2 separate regions of the Homo sapiens genome follow, and region 2 is linked to region 1. A link is a loop called in an ENCODE intact Hi-C map of the cell type or tissue named here. Cell type or tissue: CD4-positive, alpha-beta T cell. All regions are shown on one strand. Region 1 has its middle 3.2 kb from the start of CST5. Region 2 holds the start of LOC107985432 (a long non-coding RNA gene).

Region 1 (5,000 bases):
TTAAAAGATACAGCTGAAAGTAATTTTGGTATTTCTACTTTAACCTAATATATCCAAAATACTTCAACACTTCAGGACTATTCTTAAGGAGCTAGTTTACATTCTTTTGTGTGAGTGTAATGTCTTGAAGTTCCCTGTGTATTTTTTACAGTTAGACCAAGCGTCACTGTGGACTAGCCCCATTTCAAGTGCCCTGTGGCCACGAGTGGCTGCTGGTGGCTGTGGTACTGCATAGCCCAGCCATTAGGGTGTGTGGGAGGATGCAGAGTGGTGATCAACAATTTAGATCAGGGAATTATAGTCGCTCAGTTAGAGAGAGGGTGGGTGCTACTGGACCCTGGTCAGGGAAGTCTCTAAGAGACCGGAAAGGTTGAGAAGCCCCAGGCAGCAGGGAATAGTCAGTGCAAAGGCCCTGAGGCAAGGCTGGGCATGCCTGCTCCAGGAAGAGGAAGCTCCTGGAGGGGGTGTGAGCAGGGAAGGGAACGACCTGGAGTCTCACGGTAACTGTGGGTGTGTCCAGGTGGAAGGCGCAGGGAGACCCCTGGCAGGTGGTGGGGGTGTCAGGAGAAGGAGCAGCAGCCACAGGATGAATGTGGGAGCCCAAGAGCCTCTCTTGCTCCTCCCCTCTGGGAGACGTGCTGCCAGCACTGGTCCTCTGTACACTGCTTGGAAAACTCATGTAATATTTTAAAAATTACATTGAATGAGGTAGAATTTACACACAATAAAATGCCTAATTGTATGTGCCCAATCTGGGGGATTTCATAAATGCATACACTTGTGTTACCACTTTGTCCACACCTGTGATATCTGCCTCACCCCAGATGGTTTCCTCCTGCCTCTGAAGCCCACCCTCATGCCCACCCGACCCTGGCAGCCCACATCTGGTCCTGTGGACTCCTTTGTTGCCTGTCCTTGAGCTTCCCAGGAATGGAATCCTGCAGAGAGAGCCCAGGTGTGTCTTCGTCCTTTGCTCAGCGTGGCTTCATTGCCAGGATTGAGAGTTCTCCTTCTCCACAGACTGAGAGGATGTGGTCAGTTGGGTGCCCTGTGGGCTGACAAAGCCCCCAGCTCGGGATGCTGTGGGCCTGGACTGGAATGTGACTTCAGGAGTAGGGAGGGTGGAAGGAGGCTCTGAACAGACAGCTGCTCCCTTTGTTCTCTCAACCCCCCCTCCATGCCTGAAGGTGATCCTGCGGCAAATGCCCTTATGGCGAGGTGGCAGGCTTGGCCAGAAACACCAGGAAACCCTGGGCCTTAGCAGGACACCCAGAGGACTCTCCTGGGAGTGGTGGAGGTGAGGGTCGGCCAGGATCAGCCCAGACCTGCTATAATCCTGGGGCTCCGCCATGGCTGGGGCTGCATCAGCAGGAACCCGACAGCGGGAACAATATTACTCATGGGTGCTCATGTTCAGTATGAGGACAGGGGACCTTTTTACCCAAGGCCCAGTGACCATTGCACCCCACTGTGAATCCAGCACCCCTAGAAAAGCCATGCACTCCAGCAGATACAGCAGGTGGCCCAGGGATAGTGTTTACTGCTGGGTGAGGGAGGGAAGGTCTTCAAGCAGGGCTGCACGTGATGCCTCCTAGTTAGACAGGAAATTGGGGGAGATTCCCAGAGAAGGGAAAGAGAGGGCAGTCCCTGGCCAGGTGCTTGTGGGCAGAATGGTCATCTCCCAAGTGTGGGAGTTGGGTCTCCTCTGTGGCTCCCACCTTCCCTGGCCGCTAGGTCTCAACTCTCAGGAGGATGTGTTGTGCAGAGGGTAAGCTGAAATACATACAAATCTCTCCTATCTTTTATCATTAGGAAGGAGATGCAGGTCATCCACATAACAGGCATATGGTGGTGGGTGGAGTATGGGGTGGGAGCTGGAGTGCTGGCCTATTTCCCTGTATGTGATGCCACCGCCAGTGGTCATCCTCTGTCAGGACACTGGAATGAGCTATAGGGAGGGTCAACAGGCCTGATACAGTGGCCACTCTAATCTTTGTAGTCAGACCCCCATGTAGGGCACTCTCAGGAACTACAAGAGATGCATCCAGTATGGGTGATGGTAAGTGGAAGGTTAGGGTAGATGGACAGCTGCTCCAGCTGCTGGGTGACCTTGGGAAAATGTTTTGCCTTCTCTATGTGTCATGCATATGGAAAGGTGAGCTGCTTTGTAAATGGTGGTGTCTGGTGGTTCAAAACCAGCAAGATAAGTTTGATTCTGCAGTGACATTTAAGTGTGGTTAAAATTTACAATAGCCCAGTGTTATGGCATGCCTGTACACCTACTCTTGAGGCTGAGGCAGGAGGATCTCTTGAACCCAGGTGTTCCAGACCACACTGTGCAACACAGTGAGATCCCATCTCAAAAAAAGATGGAGACTTAGTTCCTATAGCTTACAGCTCCAATGACAGGCTGGCAGGGACCCAGAGATAAACAATGGACTCAGGACCAAGCCTGGGGCCTCCAGCACCTTCGTAATCTGGAGGAGTCCAGTTGCCCAGGAGGGGGCATGTTTCCTTTCTGCCAGTGGATGAAAGAGAAAGCCGTGTTCTCCCAGGTTGCGTGTGTAACTTGATCCCATGATTGAATTAGTAGAGTGAGAAATTAGGTGAGTGACAGAAGTTCTCTATAATAAATAAGCAGTAAAGGGAAACACTAAACAATATTATAACCAATAAATACCTAAGGGCATAAACATCACCTAAAGTGCAAGTGGTTAGATCAAGTTGGCCAAGAGTTGAGATTCTGCACATCCGGGTTTTGAGCAATTAACATTCAGTGTCTGTGATAGGAGATGGGACTGAGCAGCCACGGGATTTGTTGGCTTCTCAAAGGGGAAGCCCAGAATCCTCCTTTATGGAGTGCTGCGAGTTCTCTGGGGTCAAGCTTGTCCCTTATGCACACCCTTCCTCCTTCCCCCTCCCTGCTCCCAACTGTGGGGGACCTGAGATACTCCTGGACCATTGGCCACCATTGGTAAGCATCTGGGCTCTGATGGGGATGAGGCCACATTATTATGAACTCTGGTACTTGCTGTGAAGCATGCCCAAAGCCCCTACAGGAAAAGGGCGTACAGAGCCCAGGATCTGAGGTCTGAGAGTTTGGCCCTTTATGGAGGGAAAGAGAATCCTTGGGAAGTTTCCTGCTCAGGGATCAATGTGTAAACAGCACTTAGGATTTTAGATTGCAAGGTTACTATTTATTTTCTCAAGGAGTACATTCTTCCTAGCAGAGCCATGGCTAGAGAACCACAGCCGAGTGGAGAGGACAGGGAGAGTTCCTTGGGAACTCGGGTTGCTTGCTGATGCACCCAGGGACTTCCCCCAACTCCCTGGTCCCAGCCTGCAGGGGCCTGGCCCAGGAGAATACAGATGGCTCTGAGGGGAGAGCAATCCCCTTGGCATCTCTGTGTGGTGAGAGTTTCCTTTCTAATCCCCATTCAGGTCACTGCTGGGACTTCCCTGTCACTGTTTGTCTAACCTTAAATATCAATTCCTTTAGCAGACTGCAGTGGCTGTGGAGAGTGGTTCCTGTTCCTGCCTGGAATCCTGTTACACTCAATCAGTGGGTGCTGGAGCTGGAGCCAGAGGCCATCAGGACAGCCTGCCTGCTCTTGTGGCCCTGCCTGCCCTCTCCTCCTGTCACAGAGGAGCTGGATCCAGTGAAAAGACTCTCTAACGAAACTTTAAGGCTCCTCTGAGCCTTCTTCACTAGGCCTCAACCTTGGTCTCCAGCTCCTACCTGCCAGGTCTGCATTGCTCAGTTTTAGGAAAGAATCCTGCTTCCTTTTAGGGAGAATCCTGCTGTCCTTGGGGTCTGATCACCCTTGACATCTGATCAAGTTCCTCATCCCTCAGCTTTGATGTCTAAGGCTGTGTCCTGCCTTTAGCAAGAATCCTGTTTGGTCAGTTCAGCCAGAAACCCCTACCTTTGATGTCTCTGCTTAGTAATTTTTTCTTCACTAACCTCCACACCCTGCTCCTTGGCTATAAATCCCCACTTACTCTTTTTATATTTGGACTTGAGCTCACTCTGTCTTATTGTGAGAGTGTTGACCCCATTGCAATTGTCTTGAGTTATCTCAACTAAGGCCAGGCTTCCAGCAGTGAAGCTCCTCATCCCCCTGTCCATGACGTCATCACTGGACTTCCTGCAGGCACCACCAGTTCAGCATGTCTATTGCTACAATCATCATTTTGCCCACAGACCTGCCCCTCATGGAGAGCATGAAATGTAGGTTGGATTCGGAAGGAAAGGGCTGCGCTCCACGAGTTGCATGGCAGTTGTAGACACCAGCAGAAACCATGCAGTCTACGGAGGAGGAGATTTCTCCCTCTCTGGACCTCACATGGGATGGACTGTGGGTCTCTGCTGGGAGGGATGTTCAGAGCATCCTGTACACATCAGTTACCTACTGCTGCATCAGAAGCCACCCCGAATCTTCCTGGCTGAAAGCAACATGATGTGTGGATTCTTATGACTCTGGAGCTGTCCGCGGCTCTTCTGCTGGTCTTGTTAGGTTCAGTTGGGGGCTGCATTCAGGTGGGGTAGGCTGGAAATGTGCTCAGCGGGGATGGTGAGCATCTCTTTCCAGGCAGTCTTTCACTCTCAAGAAGGTGAGAGGATACTTTTACATGAAGTTGCTGTCCATGATCACATTTCAGGAGCCCACCTCCCAGGAGTGGCCTGGCCCCAGCCATTGCAGCGTATCTATACCAGTCCACTATAAAGTTGCTATTTTTCACTTTATCATTAACAAATATTGCATAAAGCAATGCTTTGAAATACGATTATATCCTACTTCTTATCAAATTTTCACTTTCTAGCTTTAGCATACAATGATAATTGTTGCTTGAATCAATTGTTATTATGACTGTTGTGAAAAGGTTGTTTCTAATTTCATTATTTGTTCTACATTTATTAATGGCATTCATTCTACTATAAGGAAAATCTCTATTTTCTTCTATCTGCTTATCTGTCTACCTACCTACCTATTTGCCAT
Region 2 (5,000 bases), 78 kb before region 1:
ACAGATGCTGGCAATTGGAAGTTGGGCTGACAGGTGCTCAAGTAGAGAGGACCCAGCAATGTGGGGAGCTTGTCCTCCTCTCCCAGCCTCTCTGTGGGTTTGGTTCCCTTCTCTGTGCTCTCCAGTGCCCTGTTCTCTCCTCTGATTTCCACTTCCCTGTCTAGCAGACCTGACATTCATTGAGGGTGGGTGACTCGGATCTTCCTGTTTGATATCTCCAGCACCCAATCGAGCACCTACCACACATCACATGCTCAATGATACAGGAGGAGGACACAATTAGGCCCATTTTATGACAAGCCTGAAAATTTTCCATTAATCTTTCTTTAGCAACTTTAATTTACAGACAAATATTCTTGAATAATTAAAAGAGGAACATTTTATAAAAGTTGCAGGAACAAAAAGCAAATAGCTTTATGTCATTTAAAAAAAAATCACACAGAAAAGTTAAAATGTCTATAAAGGAAATGAGAGGCAAGGAAAATTGTAATCATTAGCTTGGAGGCCCAAAACTAAAACAAGGTAAAGGTGAAAATGAATCACAGGTACCATGAAGCTCATTCCCTTCCATGAAACAAGGAATTGGGTAAGAGAGGCAACCCGAAGCCACGTGCCAGCACCCAGACAGTTCCAAGTGGGTTCAGGGCAAAATAATCTTGGCATCTTGGTGAACTTGGTGGGTGAAAACACAAATGGTCATCAAGGTACTCTGCCTAGGTGATGCTTGACTGCCCAAAGATGGGTAAAATGTTTTCTGTGAACTTTAAGGCATTTTCAGGATACTGTATGTATATGTGTGTGTGTGTGTGTATATATATATATATATATATATATATACATTTTTTTCTTTTTTGAGATGGAGTCTCACTGTGTCCCCCAGGCTGCTGTGCAGTGGTGCAATCTCAGCTAAATACAACCTCCACCTCCTAGATTCAAGCAATTCTCCTGCCTCAGCCTCCCAAGTAGCTGGGAACACAGGTATGCGCTACCATGCCCGGCTAATTTTTGTATTTTTAGTAAAGACAGGGTTTCATTATGTTGGGCAGGCTGGTCTCGAACTCCTGACATCAAGTGATCGACCCGCCTTGGCCTCCCAAAGTGCTGGGATTGTAGGCATGAGCCATCTCCCCTGTCAGATGACTGTATTTTGTTATACTATTATTTGGTTTCAGGTCCACTATGTCCAAAATGTCTGGGGAAGTGGAGGTGGTGAGCAGGGAGAAACTGGGATCTGAGCTGTGCCATTGCTTGCGTGGTACCCTGGTGCTGTGGGCAGAAACACAGATATCTGCCTGGTGTGATTGGGTGGGCATTTGTGATAGTCTTTAGGGCTGTCCCTTGAGTGCTTCTGTGTCTTATGGGTACAAGACAGGATTGTCCCCTTCCTTTGAGTTTGTTGTAGTCATGACCTGCTTTGGTCAATATAATAGATGAATAAGTGACATCTGTTACTTCCAGTTGCACTTGGGGAAAGCTGGTGCTTATTGCCTTGGCCCCTGATACTGTTGTGAGGGTGTCTTCTCCATCATCTTGGGATCCAGAGTGAGCACAACATAGTTCAGCACCCCCGACACACATGCAGTGCATCTATACAAATAACAGTCACAATAATGGAATGGTATGTTGCTGTCTTAAGTCCCTCATACTTTTTTTTGTTACCACAGCATAACCCAGCTCATCCTGACTGATGCCACCATTTCCAGATAAGAGAAATGCGACTGAGAAAGATTAAGATATTTTCTTAAGATTGGACATTATGTTCCTACCCACTGTGCTTGCCTTATAGGTATGTGTTCTGGTTTTGACAATTAAGATATAGACAAAATGAGGGCAGAAACATTTGATTATTTACTCAGAGCAGGAGAAGGAGAAATAGAATTAATGTGAGAGGAAGAAGATATGTAAGGGGAAAAAATAATAAACTAGGAACCAAGCACATGCAATCTTTATAATTTCTTAGAATTTTCTTCCCTTTTGAAAGTTTGTTTTATTTTAAAAAAGGAAGGAAGATCTTCCATTAATTTTATAGGACATCTCATGCTTTTTGTAAAACAGAGTTTTATTCATTTTCCACTAAATGCAAATATTTATTGCCCATCTACTATACACTATACATTCACCTTTGTTCTGCATATTTCTCCTCCTTTTAAAAGGTATAGTATGTCAACATTCAGTTCATAGATTTATAGCCAAATGTTGTCTGTATACTTATTGGTTTCACTTTGATCTCCTATATCCAGAAAAAGAAAACAATCAAGAAGAGACTTCAATAACTAATTATAAGATAAACATTAAGGCTTCTGTGTACACTATACAGTTTGTTTTGAAATTATTTTTGTACTCATTCATTCATTTCTCTTAATTTTTTTTTCCAGTTGAAAGAGAGTTTATTTAAGCACAGAGATCAAGCAAGAGTGGAGCACAGGACACACTTTCAGGTTGCCTTGGGGACTGCTCTGTAGAACAAAAAATCAAACTCAAGATTTTAAGGAAAACAAGTACAAGTGAAGAGAAGGCATGATTACCAAAGTTGTTGATCTAATTCTCATTGATTTACAGAAATAACAGTGGCTAACGATCAGCTATACATTGTTGAATTATAGGATGTATGGCATTTAAAAATGTATTTATTTAAAACTAATTTTTTTTAGATTTTTGATGGATTTAGGGGTACAGGTGCAGTTGTGTTACATGGATATATTTTGTAGAGATGAAATCTGGGCTTTTATGTACAACTACCCAAATAAGATACATTGTACCCAATAGGCAGCATTTCACTTTCACCCTCATTCTATCCTCCCACTGTTTGGAGCCTCCAATGTCTATCATTCCACTCAGTAAGTCCATGTCCATGGTTTAGCACCCATGTATAAGTGGGAACATGCAGTTCTTGATTTTCTGTTTCTGAGTCATTTCACTAAGGGTAATGGCCTCCAGTTCCATACACATTGCTGCAAAAGTCATAATTTCATTCACTTTTATGGCTGAATAGTATTCCATGGTGTATATCTACCAGATTGTTTTATTCAATGAAGTGTTGATGGACACTTAGGTTGATTTCACAACTTTGCTATTCTGAACTGTGCTACAATAAACATACAAATGCAGAAGGCTTTTTTATATAATGATTTGTTTCCTTTTGGGGGGTACATGTGCGGTAGTGGAATTGCTGGATTGAAGGGTGGTTCTATTTTTAGTTTTCTAGAAATTATCATACTGTTTTCCATAGAGGTCATATGAGTTACACATCAACCGATACATATTTTCCAACATCTTGTTTTTTGACCATTTTTGAGACAGGGTCTCCCTCTGTTGCCCAGGCTGAAGTGCAGTGGCATGATCATAGGTCAGTGCAGTCCCAACCTCTTGGGCTCAAGGCGTCCTCCTGGCTCTGCCTCCTAAGTAGCAAGGACTACAGGCCCACACCACCACACGTGGAATTTTTTTTTTTTTTTTTTTTTTTTGCTTGTTGAGACAAGGTCTCACTATGTTGCCCAGGCTTATCTTGAATGCCTGGACTCAAGTGATCCACCCACCTCAGCCTCTCAAAATACTGTGATTACAAGCATGAGCCACTGCACTTGTCCGTTTTTTGACTGTTTAATAACAGCCATTGTGACTAGTATAAGATGGCATGGCATTGTGGCTTTAATTTTCATTTCTCTGATACTTAATTATGTTAAGTATTTTCATATGTTTGCCGTTTGTATGTCTTTTATTTAAAAATGTCTGTTCATACCCTGTGGCCACTTTTTAATGGGGTTATTCTTGTTTTTCTTGTTGAGTTGTTTAAGTTCCTTGTAGAGTCTGAATATTAGCTCTTTGTCAGATACACTGCTGGCAAATCTTTTCGCCCATTCTACAGTTTGTTTGTTTACTGAGAATTATTTCTTTTGCTGTGCAGAAGCTTTTTACTTTTATTAAGTCCCATTTCTCTGTTTTGGTTTTTGTTGTATTTTATTTTGAGGACTTCATCATAAATTCTTTGTCTAGACCAATATTTAGAAGAGTTTTTCCTAGGTTGTCTTCTAAGATTTTTATAGTTTCAGTTCTTACATTTAAGTCTTTAATCCACCTTGAGTTAATTTTTGTACATGATGGAAGGTAAGAGGCCAGTTTCATGAATCGACATATGGCACACCAATTATCCCAGCACCATTTATTGAATAGAATGTGATTTCCCTTTATATAATTTTGTCAACTTTGTCAGAGATCAGTTGGTTGTAGCTATGTGGCTATATTTTTCCGTATGTGTCTCTTTCTATAACATGACCATGCTGTTTTGGTTACTACAGCCATACAATATAATGTGATCTGTCCAATTTTATTCTCTTTGCTTAGCATTACTTTGGGCATTCAGGATCTTTTTTGGATCCGTGTGAATTTTACAATTTTTTTTTCTGATTCTATGAAGAATGACATTGGTAGTTTGATAGTAATTTAATTGAATCTGTAGATAACTTGGGCAGTATGATCATTTTAATGATATTGATTCCCCAGTCTATAAGCATGGGATTTTTAAAATTTTTTTGCCATCTATTATGTCTTTCTTTAGTGTTTCATAGTTCTCTTTCTAGAGATCTTTCACTCCTTGAGTAAATGTATTTCGAGGTATTTTATTACTTTTTGTAACTATTATGAATTGGATTGAGTTCTTGATTTGGTTCTCAGCTTGGACATTATTGTTATATAGAAATGCTACTGATTTTTGTACATTAATTTTGTATCCTGAAACTTTCATGAAGAAATTTATCAAATCGAAGAGCCTTTTGGGGGAATCTTTAGGGTTTTCTAGGTATAAGTTCATATCATAAAAAAAATACGAGAATTTGACTTCCTCTTTTAGAACTTTGATGTACTTTATTTCTTTCTTCTGCCTGATTGCTTCAGCTAGAACTTCCAGTAGTACGTTGAATAGGGGTCCTCGTAGTGGGTATCCTTGCCTTGTTCTTATTCTTAGGGAAAATGCTTTCAACTTTTCTTCATTCAGAATGATGTTG

Evidence for each region. A loop is a pair of places that touch in the nucleus more often than their neighbours do. Peaks named below come from ENCODE experiments on the same cell type or tissue, not always from the same donor. Only the 100,000 strongest peaks of a DNase experiment are listed, where the experiment ranks them.
Region 2: a loop joins it to region 1, with 8 times the contacts of the local background. A loop is called at or near these places in 6 of 110 quality-filtered maps.

The regions. Positions count from the first base shown.
Region 1 is chr20:23,880,441-23,885,440 of GRCh38, forward strand. No RefSeq gene overlaps it. Among named protein-coding and RNA genes, the nearest start is that of CST5, 3.2 kb to the left of the region's middle. In CD4-positive, alpha-beta T cell, no CTCF peak of the experiment used is centred here; no DNase peak of the experiment used is centred here.
Region 2 is chr20:23,802,859-23,807,858 of GRCh38, forward strand. LOC107985432 (a long non-coding RNA gene) reads left to right here and starts at 857. Exons shown (of 3, transcript XR_001754554.3): 1 at 857-978; 2 at 1,665-1,786; 3 at 2,376-3,113. In CD4-positive, alpha-beta T cell, no CTCF peak of the experiment used is centred here; no DNase peak of the experiment used is centred here.